5 separate regions of the Homo sapiens genome follow, and regions 1, 2, 4 and 5 are each linked to region 3. The links are chromatin contacts, found by Hi-C or POLR2A ChIA-PET in ENCODE. All regions are on one chromosome and are shown on one strand. Each heading gives the region's core, a stretch centred on a gene start or an enhancer-like site at or near the end of the contact. The rest is flanking DNA. Distances are from core to core; before and after follow the strand shown.

What was found. Hi-C counts contacts between places; a loop is a spot of excess contacts on that map. ChIA-PET counts read pairs that join two places held with the same protein, here RNA polymerase II (POLR2A). Pooled maps may share reads with other maps.
Region 1: a loop to region 3 is called in a map of B cell, with 18 times the contacts of the local background. The contact joins the enhancer-like site here to the promoter of RNF5 in region 3. A Hi-C loop is called at or near these places in 2 of 168 maps with a recorded cell type or tissue (B cell and breast epithelium) and 6 of 50 pooled maps.
Region 2: a map of heart right ventricle shows a loop between it and region 3 (3-fold over the local background). The contact joins the promoter of RING1 here to the promoter of RNF5 in region 3. A Hi-C loop is called at or near these places in 3 of 168 maps with a recorded cell type or tissue (B cell, heart right ventricle and vagina), 6 of 37 single-sample maps with no recorded cell type and 20 of 50 pooled maps. POLR2A ChIA-PET finds 5 or more read pairs at or near these places in 1 of 52 experiments (HEK293).
Region 4: a map of CD8-positive, alpha-beta T cell shows a loop between it and region 3 (5-fold over the local background). The contact joins the promoter of VPS52 here to the promoter of RNF5 in region 3. A Hi-C loop is called at or near these places in 4 of 168 maps with a recorded cell type or tissue (CD8-positive, alpha-beta T cell, HepG2, gastrocnemius medialis and 1 more), 1 of 37 single-sample maps with no recorded cell type and 13 of 50 pooled maps. POLR2A ChIA-PET finds 5 or more read pairs at or near these places in 1 of 52 experiments (HepG2).
Region 5: a map of CD8-positive, alpha-beta T cell shows a loop between it and region 3 (11-fold over the local background). The contact joins the promoter of PPP1R10 here to the promoter of RNF5 in region 3. A Hi-C loop is called at or near these places in 2 of 168 maps with a recorded cell type or tissue (CD8-positive, alpha-beta T cell and naive thymus-derived CD4-positive, alpha-beta T cell) and 13 of 50 pooled maps. POLR2A ChIA-PET finds 5 or more read pairs at or near these places in 1 of 52 experiments (K562).

The regions. Positions count from the first base shown.
Region 1 is chr6:33,569,943-33,573,308 of GRCh38, reverse strand. BAK1 (BCL2 antagonist/killer 1) reads left to right here. Exons shown (of 6, transcript NM_001188.4): 6 at 1-757. Among named protein-coding and RNA genes, the nearest start is that of BAK1, 8.6 kb to the left of the region's middle. RefSeq lists an enhancer at 1,603-1,892. Within about 2 kb of position 1,993, at least 36 of the 41 ENCODE cell types and tissues checked have a DNase peak (open chromatin) inside an H3K27ac peak, as active enhancers do; they include B cell and breast epithelium, where a contact is called at or near this core.
Region 2 is chr6:33,206,899-33,210,104 of GRCh38, reverse strand. It overlaps RING1 (ring finger protein 1), which reads right to left and starts at 1,605. Exons shown (of 7, transcript NM_002931.4): 1 at 1,461-1,605; 2 at 1,205-1,340; 3 at 319-479; 4 at 1-190. The coding sequence starts at 1,282. MIR219A1 (microRNA 219a-1) reads right to left here and starts at 2,270; the gene lies at 2,161-2,270.
Region 3 is chr6:32,176,590-32,179,654 of GRCh38, reverse strand. RNF5 (ring finger protein 5) reads right to left here and starts at 1,250. Exons shown (of 6, transcript NM_006913.4): 1 at 1,004-1,250; 2 at 96-114; 3 at 1-4. The coding sequence starts at 1,143. It also overlaps a transcript of AGPAT1 not described here. RefSeq lists an enhancer at 962-1,490.
Region 4 is chr6:33,270,567-33,274,103 of GRCh38, reverse strand. VPS52 (VPS52 subunit of GARP complex) reads left to right here and starts at 2,228. Exons shown (of 20, transcript NM_022553.6): 1 at 2,228-2,518. The coding sequence starts at 2,429. It overlaps RPS18 (ribosomal protein S18), which reads right to left and starts at 2,029. Exons shown (of 6, transcript NM_022551.3): 1 at 1,982-2,029; 2 at 1,378-1,476. The coding sequence starts at 1,984.
Region 5 is chr6:30,615,566-30,618,945 of GRCh38, reverse strand. PPP1R10 (protein phosphatase 1 regulatory subunit 10) reads left to right here and starts at 1,703. Exons shown (of 20, transcript NM_002714.4): 1 at 1,703-1,722; 2 at 1,948-2,468. MRPS18B (mitochondrial ribosomal protein S18B) reads right to left here and starts at 1,106. Exons shown (of 7, transcript NM_014046.4): 1 at 1,003-1,106. The coding sequence starts at 1,080. RefSeq lists an enhancer at 877-1,445.

The sequences.
Region 1 (3,366 bases), core at 744-3,243, 1.4 Mb before region 3:
CTGAGCCTGGTCCTGGCCGTCCCTAAGCATGTGTCCCAGGAGCAGGACCTACTAGGAGAGGGGGGCCAAGGTCCTGCTCAACTCTACCCCTGCTCCCATTCCTCCCTCCGGCCATACTGCCTTTGCAGTTGGACTCTCAGGGATTCTGGGCTTGGGGTGTGGGGTGGGGTGGAGTCGCAGACCAGAGCTGTCTGAACTCACGTGTCAGAAGCCTCCAAGCCTGCCTCCCAAGGTCCTCTCAGTTCTCTCCCTTCCTCTCTCCTTATAGACACTTGCTCCCAACCCATTCACTACAGGTGAAGGCTCTCACCCCCATCCCTGGGGGCCTTGGGTGAGTGGCCTGCTAAGGCTCCTCCTTGCCCAGACTACAGGGCTTAGGACTTGGTTTGTTATATCAGGGAAAAGGAGTAGGGAGTTCATCTGGAGGGTTCTAAGTGGGAGAAGGACTATCAACACCACTAGGAATCCCAGAGGTGGGATCCTCCCTCATGGCTCTGGCACAGTGTAATCCAGGGGTGTAGATGGGGGAACTGTGAATACTTGAACTCTGTTCCCCCACCCTCCATGCTCCTCACCTGTCTAGGTCTCCTCAGGGTGGGGGGTGACAGTGCCTTCTCTATTGGGCACAGCCTAGGGTCTTGGGGGTCAGGGGGGAGAAGTTCTTGATTCAGCCAAATGCAGGGAGGGGAGGCAGATGGAGCCCATAGGCCACCCCCTATCCTCTGAGTGTTTGGAAATAAACTGTGCAATCCCCTCACCCTGACTTAGTTTTTGTATTCTCTGCTACCCCTCTTTCCATCAGGCCAGACTGTGGGAACCTGGGCACGCCTGGCATACATCTGGCTTATTACTGAATAAAACCTCACACTAGGCCTCTAGAATCCCATAGAGGCCTGAGTATGGTTCTGCAGCCCCCACTCCGATGGAAGGCGTTCGCCCCTCCCCATGAACTTCTCTCATCTCGTTGGGTTTCATGCAGTTTCCACCCTTTAGGAAGTCTGGGAGGTCCTTTAGCTACAGAGCTGGTGGAGCAGCTGCACATATCTGAGGACCCCCACAGGCTACCTCTGACCTGGGCTGAATTCTTCTCCCACCCTGGGGCTACCACCCACGCTGGTCCAAAAGGCCCTTCTCCCCCACATTTAGCTCTGCCTGGGACACAATGTCCCAGCTCCCCCTTCCTGATGTCTCCACAGTCAGCACACACGCAGGGCTTTCATTCTAGTTTTATGCTGCTTGGGAGTCCCTATGGGTACCCAGCCAGGGGTGATAAAAATAACAAGCATGGGGGCGTTTAAATGTTCCAAAATCTACAGTCTTTCCAGTCCTGGGCACCCTGGTCTGTGTTTCTGACGCCCTTCCAAAAGGGTCACATGCAAGTCCAAGAGAACTCGTGAGTTTCACCTTCACCCTCCTGGGGTGGGCTTGCCAAGCCCCTTTTCCCTCCACAAGGTCTTCAGAGTCTAGTACAGACGCGATCTTGGAAAAGGGAAAAGGCGGCGCTGCAGGCAGTGGTGGCTGGAAGGTGGTTGCTACAAGGCACCCCGCAGTGTACAGGAAAAGCTCACAGACAACATTTATAGAACACATACTGTGTGCCAGGCTTTATGCTGAGAGTTCATCATCTGCCCAAATAATAGGTAGGAGACGGGGGTGGGGGTACTCAAACTACTATTTACAGATAAGGAAACGGGTGCTTTCTCAGAGTCACCCAAGGAGTGAGGACTTGCCACCAGGAAACTGGCTCGAGTTTTACGTGGAGGCCGGAGAGCAATGTGGGGCTCGCGAGCACAGGTTTAAGAGGCCCAGAGTGCGGGGTCGCCTCCCTCCCGGAGCGATGCCATAGAGGTTAGAAGTGGGCGGCTGCCCGAGTCCAAGATGGCCGCCGCCGCGAGCACGCAAGCGTGCCCTTCCTTGGGCGGGGCCTTTGGGGCGCACCCACTCCAGCCTCTGGGCTTTGAACAGCATGCGGCATTGAGCGGCGAACAGATCGTTGCATCGCTGGAAGAAAGGCGGGTGGGCTGTGGTTAGCCTACTCGTCTAAGGAGCTGCAACGCTAACCGGAAAGGCATGGGTGGGGCAGCCCAAAAAGTTTTGGCCTGCACCGCCCCCCAACGCCCTCTATTCCGCTGCCAGGATATTCTGAAACCAGGGGGCGAGAAGTTAGGTCGGACACAGTCAGCCAGGGGCTGCGAGGATAACGGGAGTGTAGGGGCTCTGTGGGTATTAGGGAAGAGAAACCAAAAAAACTCATTTCTACTCAAACTGTGCGCTGCTTCTGAGATTGTGGCTTGGTTTCCACCAAATACGTCTGGGTTCGTCACAGTCTGTGATGTCACTGAGCTGGGGCAGCCCGGCCAGGGAAAGGAGCGGTGTGCAGCTGTCACCTGCTTAGTTCTGCAGTTTCAGTATGAATACCCGCCCTTCCTTGCACACAACAGCCTCACATTCTCCCCACCCCCACCCTGCCGTTTTACCTTCACGTATTTATTTTTACCTCCTCTGAAGAGTATATTTTAGAGAGTCACCGAGTGTCCATCCAAACCCTTTCATTTGAAAAAATCCTTCCTTAGCCTAAAATCACTCAGTATATTGAACAAGTTATTATGACATAGTCACCTGAATGCATTAAAATAAATTTACATGTATTCATTAAACTTAAACCACCATATCCACTAGTTTTTTTTGTTTTTGTTTTGTTTTTTCACCCGTGACAAAAATGTACCCCTCCTGCTCCAGTTGTATGCACTTCAGATGTAGAGGCCCCATTTTGTAAGATGCTTGTAAAATGTGGATTTAATTTTTTTTTTTTTTTTGAGACAGAGTCTCGCTCTGTCACCTAGGTTGGATGGAGTGCAGTGGCACAATCTCGGCTCACTACAACCTCCGCCTCCCGGGTTCAAGCGATTCTCCTGCCTTAGCCTCCCGAGTAGCTGAGACTACAGGCACGCGCCACCATGCCCGGCTAATTTTTTTTGTTGTTGTTGTATTTTTAGTAGAGACGGCGTTTCACCATTCTGGCCAGGCTGGTCTCGAACTCCTGACCTCATGATCTGCCCACCTTGGCCTCCCAAAGTTCTAGGATTACAGGCGTGAGCCACAGTGCGAGGCCCAAATGTGGATTTAATTCTATCTGAGCTGAACAGATAAGGATAATCATGATTTCGTGTGTGTGTGTGCGTGCGTGCATGCGTGTGTATGTGTGCGTGCATGCATGCGTGTGTGTGTGTGTGGAGAGAGAGAAAGAGAAGGGAGTTATTGAAGGTTGCTGGAGGTGCCCAAAGGTCAGGAACCAGAATCAGCAAAACCCAGCTTCTCCTGGGGTGTGTTGAGCTGTTGCTGGACACGTTAAAGGTGAACACTGGA
Region 2 (3,206 bases), core at 356-2,855, 1.0 Mb before region 3:
CTCCTCAATGCTGGAGCTCAATGCCTGCTGGTTGTGCAGGCGGCTCAGGCGGATAAGCACTCGGTCTTGATGGGCCTCGTATTCCTCCCGGCTAGGATAGATCTTAGAGATCAGGGCATCAAAGTTGGGGTCTGGCCGTAGGGATCGCTTGGACACCAGCTTCTTTCGGCAGGTAGGACACTCCTTGTTCCTGGGGTAGGAGAAGGGAAGCCCTGAGTGGTCAGTCAAGGGAACTGAAGCCTAGGCTGAACCAAGACCAGTGAGAGGGCCCTAACTTTGTACCCCTTCATCTCATCTCAAACATGTCTCTCCTATTACCCGCTCCGTAGGGCTGTGACAATGCAGTCAGAGCAGAATCTGTGGAGGCACTCCTTGGTGGTCATCGTATTCTTCAGCATGTCCAGGCAGATAGGGCACATGAGTTCTGAATGCAGTGACCGAGGGGAAACAGCAATCTCTGTGCCATCCATTATGGCTTCCTGAAGGCATCAGTGAGTAGAAAGGTGGTGTGGGTTAGAGGGAAAGGGGTTTTAGAAACAGCAGCCCATAAAATAAGAATTTTGAGAAATACAGTGAGAAGACCCATGTTGGTCTCTATAGGAGACAAGAATTCTGAGAAAGAGAAGGACTGATGACTTGGAGCAAATGGAGAAAAGACAGACTTTAGTGTCCATTAACTAAGAGTAGGAGCTTTGGAATAGGAGGATCTGAGGTGGCTAAGTGGCCTAGGAGTGAAGATGGCACAAATCTGTGGTTGGGAAAAACTATTCAACAAAATTTTTTAAAGTCCTGGTGCTACCTGTATTAGAACCCCATAGGGTGCCTGTTAAAAATTCAGATTCTGAGAACCCAATTCACTACTGAATCAGAATGTTGGGGGGCATGAAGCTCTGCTTTTAATAAACTCCCAAAGTGAGTCTTATGTGCACTGACTTATGACACTGAATGAGGAACAGGGAAGGTAATTTTTGTGTTTGTGATCTTTCAAATGAAGATAATAATACTTGTTCCACCTCTCTGGCAGGGCTGTTTTGAGGATTAAATGAGCTAAATGCGAAAGTGCTTTGGAAAGATTAAGGTGATTCAAAGGTAGGGCCAGGCAAGGCAGAATAGAGCAAATTACGGAAAAGAAGCTGTGTGATGCGGTCTGTGGATATAAGGGTTTGGGGGAGGGGGTAAGCCTGAAAGGGAGAATGCCTGTCACCTGCGGGGTCCGGTGCAGCTCATACAGACTCAGTTCCCACGTTTTGCTGGCATTCTGGGCATTCGCCGGCGTCGTCATGGTGACCGGGCGCAGACCCCCCACCAGGGCTCCACAGCCGAGGAGAAGGCGAAGAAGGCTGGGGGTGGGGGGAAGGGGAGGAGGGCGTCAGGGGGGCCGCCCCTCGCGTAGACCCCGCCCCTCCAGAAGCGCCCCTCTCCGCCCCCGCTCCCGCCCCCGCGCCGGCACTGCCCCTCACCCAGCTCCAGCCGTTCGCGCTCCCGCCGCCGCCGCGCCTCTCCCTAGGCCCGGGCTCCTGGGCCAAGTTCGCTCGGTCCGCAACCGCTGCTCAGACAGCAGCTCCCGCCACCGCCGCCGCCATGGCCCGGGCGCTGGGGCCCTACGTCACTTCCGCCTGCTCCTCCGCTACACCCGCTCCCCCCGCCGGCGGAGACGTCACCCACCATTCGCGGCGCGGGTGGGACGGGACGTGGACGCCGCGGTTCTCCCGCCCACGGGACGGGCTCGTCCCGCGTGAGGATCCTGCGTCCCGGGAGTTCTGCGCCACTTAGGGAACCACGGTCTCCGCCCCCGGCCCAGCACCGTCGCGCGGCCAACAACCTTAGCCTCGGTTCCCTTCCAGAGGCCCCCACGCGGGGCCTCAGCTCCGGGGGGCCGGGGCCTGGAATATCTGGGACCCCAGGAGGGGACAGAGGGCTCGTGAAAAGGGCTACCTCCCCCACTCTGCGTACCCTGGCGACTCTGGGGATCAACCCCCCTCACTTCTCCGTAACCCCCATTCCAGGATCCCGGGGGAAAAGGCTGCAAAAGATCTGCCGCTTTAGCCTTCTAGTCCTGAGAACACACCTAGGTCCCGATGTGCCCGGGATTCCCCTTACCACCCTGGGGACTCCCTCCACCCTCTGCTTTGGCTCTCCCTAGACCCTCCGACCCGCTCTCCCGCTCGAGGTTTGGGGGCGGCGGCTCGGGACGTCCAGACTCAACTCTCGGCCGGAGCCATAGACTCGAGAATTGCGTTTGGACAATCAGGAGCCGCGGCCCGGGGCGGGGAAGGGAGGGAGGCGCACGGGAGGAAAGGGGGAATGGAGACACCACGCGGAAACAGGGACATACACAAGATGGAGCTCCCATTGGGAAGGGGGGGTGCGCGTGTGGGTGGGGTACACAGGGGCAGAATGTCTGGAGTGGGAAGTGGGCAGAAGCCTCTTCGAGGACTCTAGAGTAAACGAAGGGGATGGGGAGGAAAGAGAAGAGGAAGGGGCAGAGCGATCCCCATTGAGTGTAGGGAATGAGAGGGATACAGGGCGAGGGGGTGGGGGGCAGTTAGAGACCCTGATGGGCATCTTGTCCCCGCCCGAGCTGAGGCTCCCGGACTTGGGCTGCGGCTGCCAGGGGGTGGCCTGTCCCTGGGACAAGGCAGCAGTGGGTGCCCTCGCCCCCCACCCCAGTTCCCCCCTACTTCCCTGTCCTCTCCTTCAGTCCGTGGCCAGTCCTTATGTGGGCGCCAGAGTCGATTAGCGCAGACCCCCCTCCCCTTCCTCCTCCTCTTCCCAGCCCCCTCCCTCCTGCTCTCTCCAGCCCCTTTCATCGGCTGGTTCATTCCCCTAATCCTGGCCCCCTCCCCTAATCCCCCCCATCCGACCCCAGGCCGGCTGCAGCTATTGTAAGGTGGAGAGAAAGGGGAGGGGGGGACTCAGAGAAAGGAGAGGGGTGGGGGAGGGCCACCTGTTCCAAGACCCCCTTTCAAGGCCAGACTGGACACCAAGATGGGGCCATGAACAAATCACCCTTGGGGACCATAAGAACCCAGGGAGTTGGGGGGAGGGGACTGGTGCTGCAGAACCAGTGGAAAGGGGTGACGCACGAACCCCTCCCTTCAAAAAGACCCGGAGTGTCACGCATACACAGTGACACATACTCTTTCCTCTCACACCCGGCGGCGGGGGTTGCCCTGGGAGACCAGGCAGAGAAAGGGAACAATCCT
Region 3 (3,065 bases), core at 1-2,500:
GCCACTGGGGAGAAAAAAGGTGGTTTCCAGTATACAAGAGGGTCTTACAGCTCCTCAGACCTCCCCATTTCCCTCTTCATCTCCTGAGTACGCACCTGATGAAGACATGGCCAACTGGATGGGGGAGAAAAAAAAAAAAAGGTCAAACTAGCTACAGAAAAGAGAGACACAGACCCTAGACTTCGCAGAATCCCATCTAACCCCTCTTCCCAAGCAACCTGCTGTTGCTTTTCAGATTTTCTGCAACCTCTACCATGCCAGCCAACTTAGTTAGCCTTCCTGCTTGTCTGATCTTCCAACACCTAAAGCTCTGTCCATCCTCAACACACTCAACCCTCTCCTTTCTCCTCTCCCCAACAAACACATACAAATTTTCGTGCCCTCTCTTTTCTGCCTTTCAAGTTAATTTCTAATTTCCTTCAGCCACCTCTTTCTGGGTCTCCTCTTTTCAACCCCAACCCCATCACTCCAAACCAAACCCCTTTACTAGCACATTCCCCCATTACTCACTTTCAAGCTCAATAATGTCCCTATCTTTATGACCCTTTAACCTTTCAAGTCTGCCTCTCCACAGTGCCCTTATACCAGCCCCCTCCCAGATCTCATCTGAATGTGATCCATATTTCCTGGTTCTCCCCGACTCAACTGATGCGTGCCTCCCTTAACCTTTGTGTCTCACTTGTTTCCACCTGCACAGCTAAGACCCCTCACTTCTCTGGGGTAAGGTGGCTCGGGTCTCACATTGTCCTGCCACTCCCCGCCCCACCTTCTCTTCTCAGCACATCACGTGCCTCAGCTCCTGGTTCCTAAGACCTTTCTTTCCACAGATCTCGACCGTTATACTCCCACCCACACATACCAGCAAAGTCTTATGTCTCCTGTCGGGCTTCACCTATGGGAACGTGCCCTCCGATTATCTGTATGACTGTATGATTATTCGCTCCTAGCCTCTCCAGTATATAAGCGAGACCCACCACCTCCCGCCCCCCTCCTCGATTCTCACCAGTACAGGTGGCCACACACACTGACCACAGCTTCCCGAGCAGTCTCCAAACATATATTACATTCGAAGGTCGCGCCCGCCCCGCCCCGCTCGCGATTTGGCCCTTCGGGGCCCCCGTCCTCCTCCTCCGCTGCTGCCATGGCCGGTTTTGTTTCGCCCCACGTACCCTTCAGTCCCCCCAAATACACATACACACGCCCCAACAAACCAGAAACCACCTCCTGCCCACGATCGTTGGGCAGGCTTCAAGGTTTCCTAATCACTATTGGTCTGAATGCCTGCCAGTCACAAAGAATTCAAAAGAAAGGATTGGCCCAAAGGGTAGGGGCGGGAAAAGGTTAGTGCAGTCCTGCCTTCGCACAATGGCTATTGGCTGATACGGTCTAAGTCAATGTGCAATGCCAAGGGATTGGTAATAACTCGCTACACGCTGTCGCCTGGCCAAGGAGGGCTTTATTCGTCTGAGTAGTTGTCAGTCATAACCAAAGCCATAAGCAATTTGCTCGGGACTACCTATAGACCTCGCCCACTATAAGCCCCTTTCTTTCCTTCGCTTCCTCTTTTAGAGAATGTCCGGATTGCTATTGGACTTTGGAGCGTATGGCTCCAAATCAACTCATTGGCTAAAACTTGACGGAAAATGGTGGTTAGGTAAAACGCGCCTGCGCAGCACGCGGCGGGACGGGGGTGGGCCAATCCTGTGAGGGTTTAACCTTCTCTTTTTCCACCTCTTCACCCCTATCTTGTCGCCATGGTGACTGCTCTACAATTGGCGAGGCTTGCACTTCAAAGTCCTAGGCTCGCTTCATCCGGGTCCTTCAGCTGTGGACTTTCTGCTGATTGGGCCTTTTCCTTTTCCCCTGATTGGCCGACATCGGGAAAGACGGCGAAGAGCTAGGAAAAGAGGGAAAACACTAGGGTCGCAGGGTTCAAAATGGCTCCAACCTCCTTTGGTGACGTAGAGAGCAGAACTTGGGTCTGCCCCTCCCTTTTAGTTAAGGGAGCAGAACTGGGATTAGCCCGACGTTTGGATAGTGGGAACATCGATCTGCGGCGCTGGTGTTAACCCAACTCATTCGGCTGGACGACTCAGCCCTCCCCATATTAGGTGATTTACAGAGCAAAACTGAACTAAAGGCCCACCCCTTTCTTAATGTTGTACACAGAGTAGAACAGGATTGACTTCAACTCCGTTTTAAACCTTCAGAGCAGGAAAGCTCTGGGCTCAACCCCTTTGTGAGTGGTGCAAAAGGGACAAAGCCCGCCCCTTTTAAGGAGACCCGCGGAGGCTAGACCCGCCCTTTCCTCTTTATAATTTGCCCATCAGAAATAGGGTCTTCTTCCCAGGTTGGACCCCGGGGAGTTTGGGCTTTTCCTACAATCACTGACCCTCACTGTGACTAAAGGAGCAGAATTAGGTAACAGTCCTCCCACTACCAATCCTCTTCCCGAGGGCATGTAAACTAATGCAGGGTAAAGGTGTGGCTAGAGGGGGGACCTTGATAAAAGATCCCATGTGACTCAAGAGTAAGGAAAGATGAGAAGTTAGCAGTTGCGTAAAGAAGGACTGGGGCAGATGAGGATTCAGGAAGCTTGAGGTTTAGGAAGGAAGATATTGAGAGGGAAAGGTGGAAATGAAGGAGAGTGAAGTGATGGAATGATCCTAGTAAAGGGATAATGGGAGTGGAGGAAGAGAAGAGGGGGTGGAAAACTAGATACATGGCTACCAAATTAAGGAGGCACGCGCATTCCAGAGGAATCGGCATTCTTCCTCACTTTTTATTTTTCTAGAAAGCACCCCTGAAGCCAAATTTCCATTGGAAGAAAAGATGTACCCATATTGTATGTTGTGAGAAGGGGTTGTCTCAGCTTGGGCAAGTAAGGAGACTGATACGAAGGAAGTAGGAAAGAAAAGGTACAGAGGTAAAAGAGCATGGAAAAGGAAAGGGTCAGGGATAAGGCCAAAGAGATCTCTTCTCTTTAAAGGCCAGAGAAGGCAGGTGGAGGGGGGAGCTGGACTGCTGGGAGATAGTGAGGGACAAAGGGCAAAGGAAACCAGACC
Region 4 (3,537 bases), core at 979-3,478, 1.1 Mb before region 3:
TCTTCTAAAAATACAAAAATTAGCTGGGCGTGTGCCTGTAATCTCAGCTACTTGGGAGGCTGAGGTTGCAGTGAGATAAGATTGCACCATTGCACTCCGGCCTGGGTGACGGGGTGAGACTCTGTCTCGGGATAAATAAATAAACATGACCAAGGGTCAAATTATTAGGTTGATTCAGAAGAGAGCAGGGTCTTTCAAATTTATTAATTAAATGACGAGGTTTCACCATGTTGACCAGGCTGGTCTCGAACTCCTGACCTCAGGGGATCCGCCCACTTCAGCCTCCGAGTGAGCCACTGCACTAAGCCTCAAATTTAATTATATGTTTACAAGTGAAAAGATTTACTTCAAAATGGGTGTGGGAAGAGATATAGATGAAATAAGATTTCTAATTTTTAGTTAGATACATCCATGAAGGTTATTCTCTATTACACTTATGAATGCTGCACCTCTACTTAAGCCTCACAGCCGGTCTCTGAAATAAGTACAGTATTTCACACTGCCTTATTAGTTTCACAGAGCACCCAACAGAAGGAATTTCCCTCTACAAATTCCTCAACAGAGCCAACAGTATCCCTACTACTATCCATTCCCTAACGTCGCCTAAGTACCTACCATGCAACAGAAGCCAAGAAGACAGGCCTAGCCCTGCACGCATGGACACATACTGGTAGGCTATTTCCACAACTAACTACACATTCTGACTTAAGGGAAAAAAAAAGAACGTTATGTATCTAGAAAGCCAAGAATTCATTAGGTTTGTGGAGAGAAATACTCAAGTGAAATAATATTCTTGCATTCATTGATTCGATTCTTAAAAGCCAAAGAAAGATGGATGTACTCCTTCACACTTCGACAGGAAAGGAGTGTCAATTATGGCTCATCTGAGTAAATGTCCCACTCAGACTTCTTCCACCCTCCATCTACAGGCTTCTTCACACTTTTTATCTGTTGGTATTTCTACTTATCCCTCAAGATGCCCAATAATCCTCCAATTCTCAGGGAATATAAATTTCGCAGGAAGGGTTGCTGTTATGATGGTGGGATGGGTAAAGAAACCGAATCTAGAAGAAATCTCACAAGCTCGTGGTTCAGGAAAATCTTAGCGAATTCGGGTGAGCAACCATACCTCCTCCCCACTTCCCCAGGTGAAATGTTTTGGCTTGACCTTAGACCACTATCTTGGCTTTAATCACTTATTTTCTGTGGTAAATGCTAAAGGGGTCAGTCTCTCCCTAAACCACTTTCTTTTCTTAATCCAGCAGTCAAGGTGATCTGGATGAGACTCAAGTCTCCCCAGCCTTGCTTCATTTTTGCTTATGTCTTCACAACCCAATTCTCATTTACATTCCCTATTCCTTACCCTACTTCACTTACCTTAATGGCAGTGATGGCAAAGGCTATTTTCCGCCGCCCATCGATGTTGGTGTTGAGTACTCGCAAAATATGCTGGAACTTTTCAGGGATCACTAGAGACTAGTTGAAAAAGTACGGGGGAAGAAATCAGACACAGTAAACTATCAAACAGTAAGGCCGATAAGGCAAACGAACTTCATACAAAAAGGTTAAGCCTGTCACACAAGTGGCAAGACACCCGCCCCCCATTCCTTAGGTTTTCACACCACAGAGCAAACTCCTCAGTCCTGCAGAGTAGGCACATGAAGCGTTCAAGCTTGGGAAAATGCAACCTCTGGAGAGAGGAAGCAGGTCTCCTGCCCATTCCCAAAAGTGCGTGGCAAAAGCCAGAGTTCCCCATATACGCCCAAGCCTTAGACAGCTTTCGTGCGCCCGAGCAGTGACCCTTCCTCGGGCCCGCTCTCCGGAATTGGAAATCTTTGGTGTCCCTTTCCAGGGACGCGATCCAAGGCTCCATACAGAAAGTCGCAGGCCCTCAGGGCAGGACGTTTCCAGAACCCTGACAGCCGGCTTTCCTTGCCCGAGCTGCGATGCCGCTGGATCACGGCACGGATTCCAGTCTTACCATGGCTGCAGCACAAGCGGCGGCGTGTAGGCCTCCTGTGGAAGAGAGAGCGGAAGTGACGCGATATCATTATATAGCTTCCAGGAGGAAGAGGCGGTGCGATCTAGGAGAAGTGCTTCCGGAAACTGTTTCAGCGCGACCTGGCTGGATTTATGAGAGTATGGCTTGGGTACCACAACTTCCGGTGCGCCTTTCTTTACAGTTCGTAAGGTTCATAGGTAAGAGAACAGCGAAGGTTCCGGGGCTAGTTTGTGTTTCAGACTTCCATATTTCCATTTGCAGTTGGGTGAAGTGGTTAGAGCTGAAAGGGGACAGCTGGAGTCAAACAACTTAACTCAAATATCTGGGAACGATTTCGCGCTGAGGAAGACCCTTTGGGACTTGTAGCTCCACTCCGGGGAACGGACTCGCCGGGACTGACAGTTGCCGGAAGTGAGGCTGCGGGGAATGGCCGCCGCTGCGACCATGGCGGCTGCGGCCCGGGAACTGGTGTTGCGGGCTGGGACCTCAGATATGGAGGAGGAAGAGGGCCCGCTGGTGAGAGCGCGGAGCTGTTTCTCCTCCGTAGTTCCGGTGCTCCTAGCTTCAGAAAGACCTGAGCTGGGTTTAGGCACAAGGGTGGGAACTTGGCTGCTACCCGTGATATTACCTGTTTGGCTCCCCGTACCCTTCCCTGTGATCAGACCCGACCCTGAGCGGGACCCTAGTGGCTGAAACTCATGTTCTGGGGCACAAAATTTCAACTTCACTCCACATTTTGGGGTAGAGTCACGAAGTAGTATAGTGTAAAGGTTAAGAACATGGCCTCTGAAGCCAGACTGCCTGAGTTCTATCTCTGCCACTTACACGCTGTGTGCCCTTGGGCAAGTTAACCAGCTTCTCTGTGCCATCATTTCTCACACCTTTAAGGTGAGGAAGATAGAACCTATTGTATACATCGTCGTTAGGATTAGATGAATATGTGTAAGATTGCACCTGGCATGCAGGTAAACACTATGTGTTTTGACATTTCTAGAAAGCCTGGGGTTCCCCAGAGGTGTGATAGAACACCCAAGATGGCAGGAGTCTGAGGGTCTTAAATTTAAGTGCAAGTTCTGCTCTATCCTCTGCAATTCCTAGCTTTCCTCATTCGGTCATCTCCACTGCACTTTTTTTTTTTTTTTTTTTTTTTTGAGACGGAGTCTTGCTCTGTCGCCCAGGCTGGAGTGCAGTGGCGCGATCTTGGCTCACTGCAAGCTCCACCTTCCGGGTTCACGCCATTCTCCTGCCTCAACCTCCCAAGTAGCTGGGACTACAGGCGCCCGCCACCGCGCCCGGCTAATTTTTTGTATTTTTTAGTAGAGACGGGGTTTCACTGTGTTAGCCAGGATGGTCTCGATCTCCTGACCTCGTGATCTTCCCACCTCGGCCTCCCAAAGTGCTGGGATTACAGGCGTGAGCCACTGCGTCCGGCCTCCACTGCACTGTCTTGTCTTTTACCTTTTTTTGTTTTCTTTAGACGGGTTTCCCTGTGTTACCCAGGTTGACCTTGAACTCCTGATCTCCTCAAACAATCT
Region 5 (3,380 bases), core at 454-2,953, 1.6 Mb after region 3:
TTTCGTGTAAAGAAAAAAGAAAAAAAAATCTAGTACATAAAAGGTATTCTTGCTTTTTGGAAATAAATTGACTCTGGTGGAAGAATAAAGTAAGAGGAAGGATATCTAGGTTCTTGGAACTAAGATGTGTGGTGGGGAGGGGATGCAGAAGACAGGTGAGTCTCCAAATCAATCCAATGAAGTCACTGAGTTGCCCATTTTCATAAAAGCTGAAGGTCAACATTCTACAGGGCAGAACAAACTTGAGTCCTAACGCTAGTTTTAAAGCTACCAAGGCTGTTATTATTTCTGTGTTGACCTCTGTCACCACTCTTCAGTCCCACTTTAGGGAGTGGCAGCTGGGCAAGCCTTCCTATCTCACCGTGCCCCACCAAGAACCTCCAGAGAGGTGAGTACACAAGACTGGAGGGAAACCTCAATTCAAAGGACGGAGTTAAGCTCTCATAACTCCGATAAGAAACTGATTTAATAAAGAGAGCTGAGAAACTGTCCTCAGGTCGTAAGAATATATCCTGACCTTATTGAGAAATAGCAAGGTTGGTAGAAATTGGGATCCCTAATTTCCCCAAGGACATTCCAGAGCAACACAGATTTAGTCACCACTTGCATAGTTAACAGCTGGTTGTGGCGCTCGCTTGGGGAGTACATATGTTATGCTAAAATTGCAACGATACAGAGATTAGCATGGCCCCTTAATTAGTTAAATAATTTTTAAAAAGCTGGTTATGCATGACTGAGGGTGGACAGGGGTCAATTCCATCACTTAAGTTATTTTACTGAAATGGCATTTTGGAAAAAGGATGATACCTAACCCTGGCGTTTAGTCCTCGGCTCGGGATTAGAAAATGCGCGGGGTGTGGGGGGGGGGTTGCAGGAAGTACTGCCTAGACAGCTAAGACACACGTGGGAAGGTCTCCACTCGTGGATTCCTGACAGTGGAGCGACAACCTCGAGAAGGTATAACCAACTTGAGGTTGTGCAAAATGTCTTTCGAAGAGTTACCTGAACTCTGTGAGAACCTCGGAAGAGAGATAGCATAGGAAGCCGCCTCAGCACGGTGTTTAATACAGACGCCGCCATCTTGACGTACGCCCAGGACAGGAATTGACGGAAAGGCAACTGCGCATGCTTCAGGAAACTGAGTAGGGCAGGGCCAAGGACAAGCCCGCAGTGCGGAAGGCGGCCCCACGTTTGCGTCAGGACGGAAGCGTGAAAGGGAAGGCATGGGGGAGAAGCTAATTTCAACTGCGTCACAATCGAATTAGACCCCAAAATTGCGGTTTTTTTTGGCCAGTCACTACGACTCTTAGATCGCATTGTTAAAGTTTGCCTTTTAAGCAATTTTGAAGGCGATTTTTAGCGGTATCCTCTCAGTGCGCATGCGCTCTTAGGTTTCTACCAATCCTGGGTGAGAAATGTTCTCCAGGGCGGAAGTGGCGGAAGCAGAGGAAAGGGAGGTGCTAGGCTCCTGGTCACGCGCACGCGACAGGGAGGCAGGAAGGAGGCGGAAGAGAGTGCCAGGGAAAGGGGCGGAGCAAAGGTGAAGTGAGAGTAGCCAATCAGTTGGCGAGTTGTCATTTGGGTTGACCAATGAGTTCACGCCTCGCGTATAATGTCTCGCGACAAGGGCGTTTCACTAGCACGTTTGGGCGCGTTGGGCGGCGTCCGGGTATAAAAGACTCCACCCGAGCGGGCGGCCGCCATTCTGGGGTTCGTTTAGAGGTAAGTTTGCCTACTTTGTCGTCTAGTGGGTAAAATTTTGCGGAGAGCGTTGGATCTGGGAAGCGGGATAGGGATGGATGGGTTCATTTGAGAGCCACGGCTTAAAGCGGTTGCGATCAGGATGGGACACAGGTTTGTTTGGGGACAACAAAGATGGCATTTGTGAGTGTTTTGAAGCAACCCGTACTGATTACATCTTTCTCCCTTGTGTTCCTTTTATCCCAGGTTTGAATTTTCTCGGAGAAAGACAGGCCGGCCACGAGGAAAACAGAAACAAGCCGCAGCAACATCTAAGCCCTTGAAAGGATCCTGAGAGAGGGGGGAAAGGGAAAACAGCAGCCACCAGCCCAACCACTTGTGTCTTCTGCCCCTTCCCACCTATCTTGCCCACCCCACCAGCCCACGCTGCTTGGGACTTGAAATCTGTGGCCGAAGGACCGTCACTACATAACTTCAAAAATAATCAACCACCCTCCCTTCCCAAACCACCCAAATTCACTCATCCAGCGTTTACTTTTTTGAATCCACTCAGAACTTTTTTCTGCGACCCCCCTCCCTAAATGGAGTTGGGTGGGGGGGAAATGAATACTGAGTTGGCCTTTATTTTTTAAAAGACTTTTTGATCCAATGAGGCCCCCTAAATAATTGAGTTTTGGGTCCTGGTTGGTTGTTTTATTTTTTTTCCTCCAAAATTTTACCCCCTCCCCCCTGAGCCCGAGGTGCTGACGTCGCAAAAAAATTGGATAGTAAGTGTCGAATTTTCAAAAACCAGCCTTGCAACAAGAAATCAACGTTTCCCGTTGTGAAACCAAAAATAATGAGAGGAAGAAATGAGACCATAGAACAAATAGAGAACTGGAGAAGGACCAATCTGGTCACTTAATCTCCATTAAAAAGGGCCTGTGGGTCTAAACAGTCTTGTTCTCTCTCCCCTACCACCTATCTCTTCCCTGCCTTGCTGCAGGCAAAGAGAGGGTGGAGGGAGGGCCAGCAAGTGAGGATTTTGATGGTTAACCCTTGGTAATCCAGCCAATTTCCAGACTGCCAAAGCCATATGTGTTTATATAAGGAGGAATGGTTACCTTCCTCTGGTTAGCAGCAGTCTTCAAAAGGGTTAATGAGCTCACATACAAGAGATGGTGGATCTTGTGGCCCAGAAGTACCACTTCTTTGTGTGTGAGACAAGCAGGGTGCCTTTCAATTTGCCAGATTAATAAGCAATCTGTACATAAAGATTGCAGGGTAAGGAGATGGGCAGAGAGAAGTAATAGCTCGCTATAACTTTTTAAATGACTGTTAAATCCTCTCAATTTTAATGTAATTTGCTTGGGGTATATTTGTGTGGTTAAAATAGGTGGCAATCTAGGAATAAAGATTGCAAGACACTTAGGACAAAATATAATCTTAGTGCCAGTACATACAAGATAATAGTTGGGGAGGTAAAGAATGTCTTATAATTGTTGCAGATTGCATAGGTATTTAAAAGCAAAAGAGTGATTAACATTTTAACTTGATATTTTTTGGTGGGGGAGGTACAGTTAAATAGAGGGTGGAAAGGTTGGGAAATGTGGAATTTAGGAGTATAATTTTAAAAGCCATTTAGTGCAATTGAATGCTAGCTTTCTAAAAGATTTGTGTCGTTAAAAGGAATTTTTTTC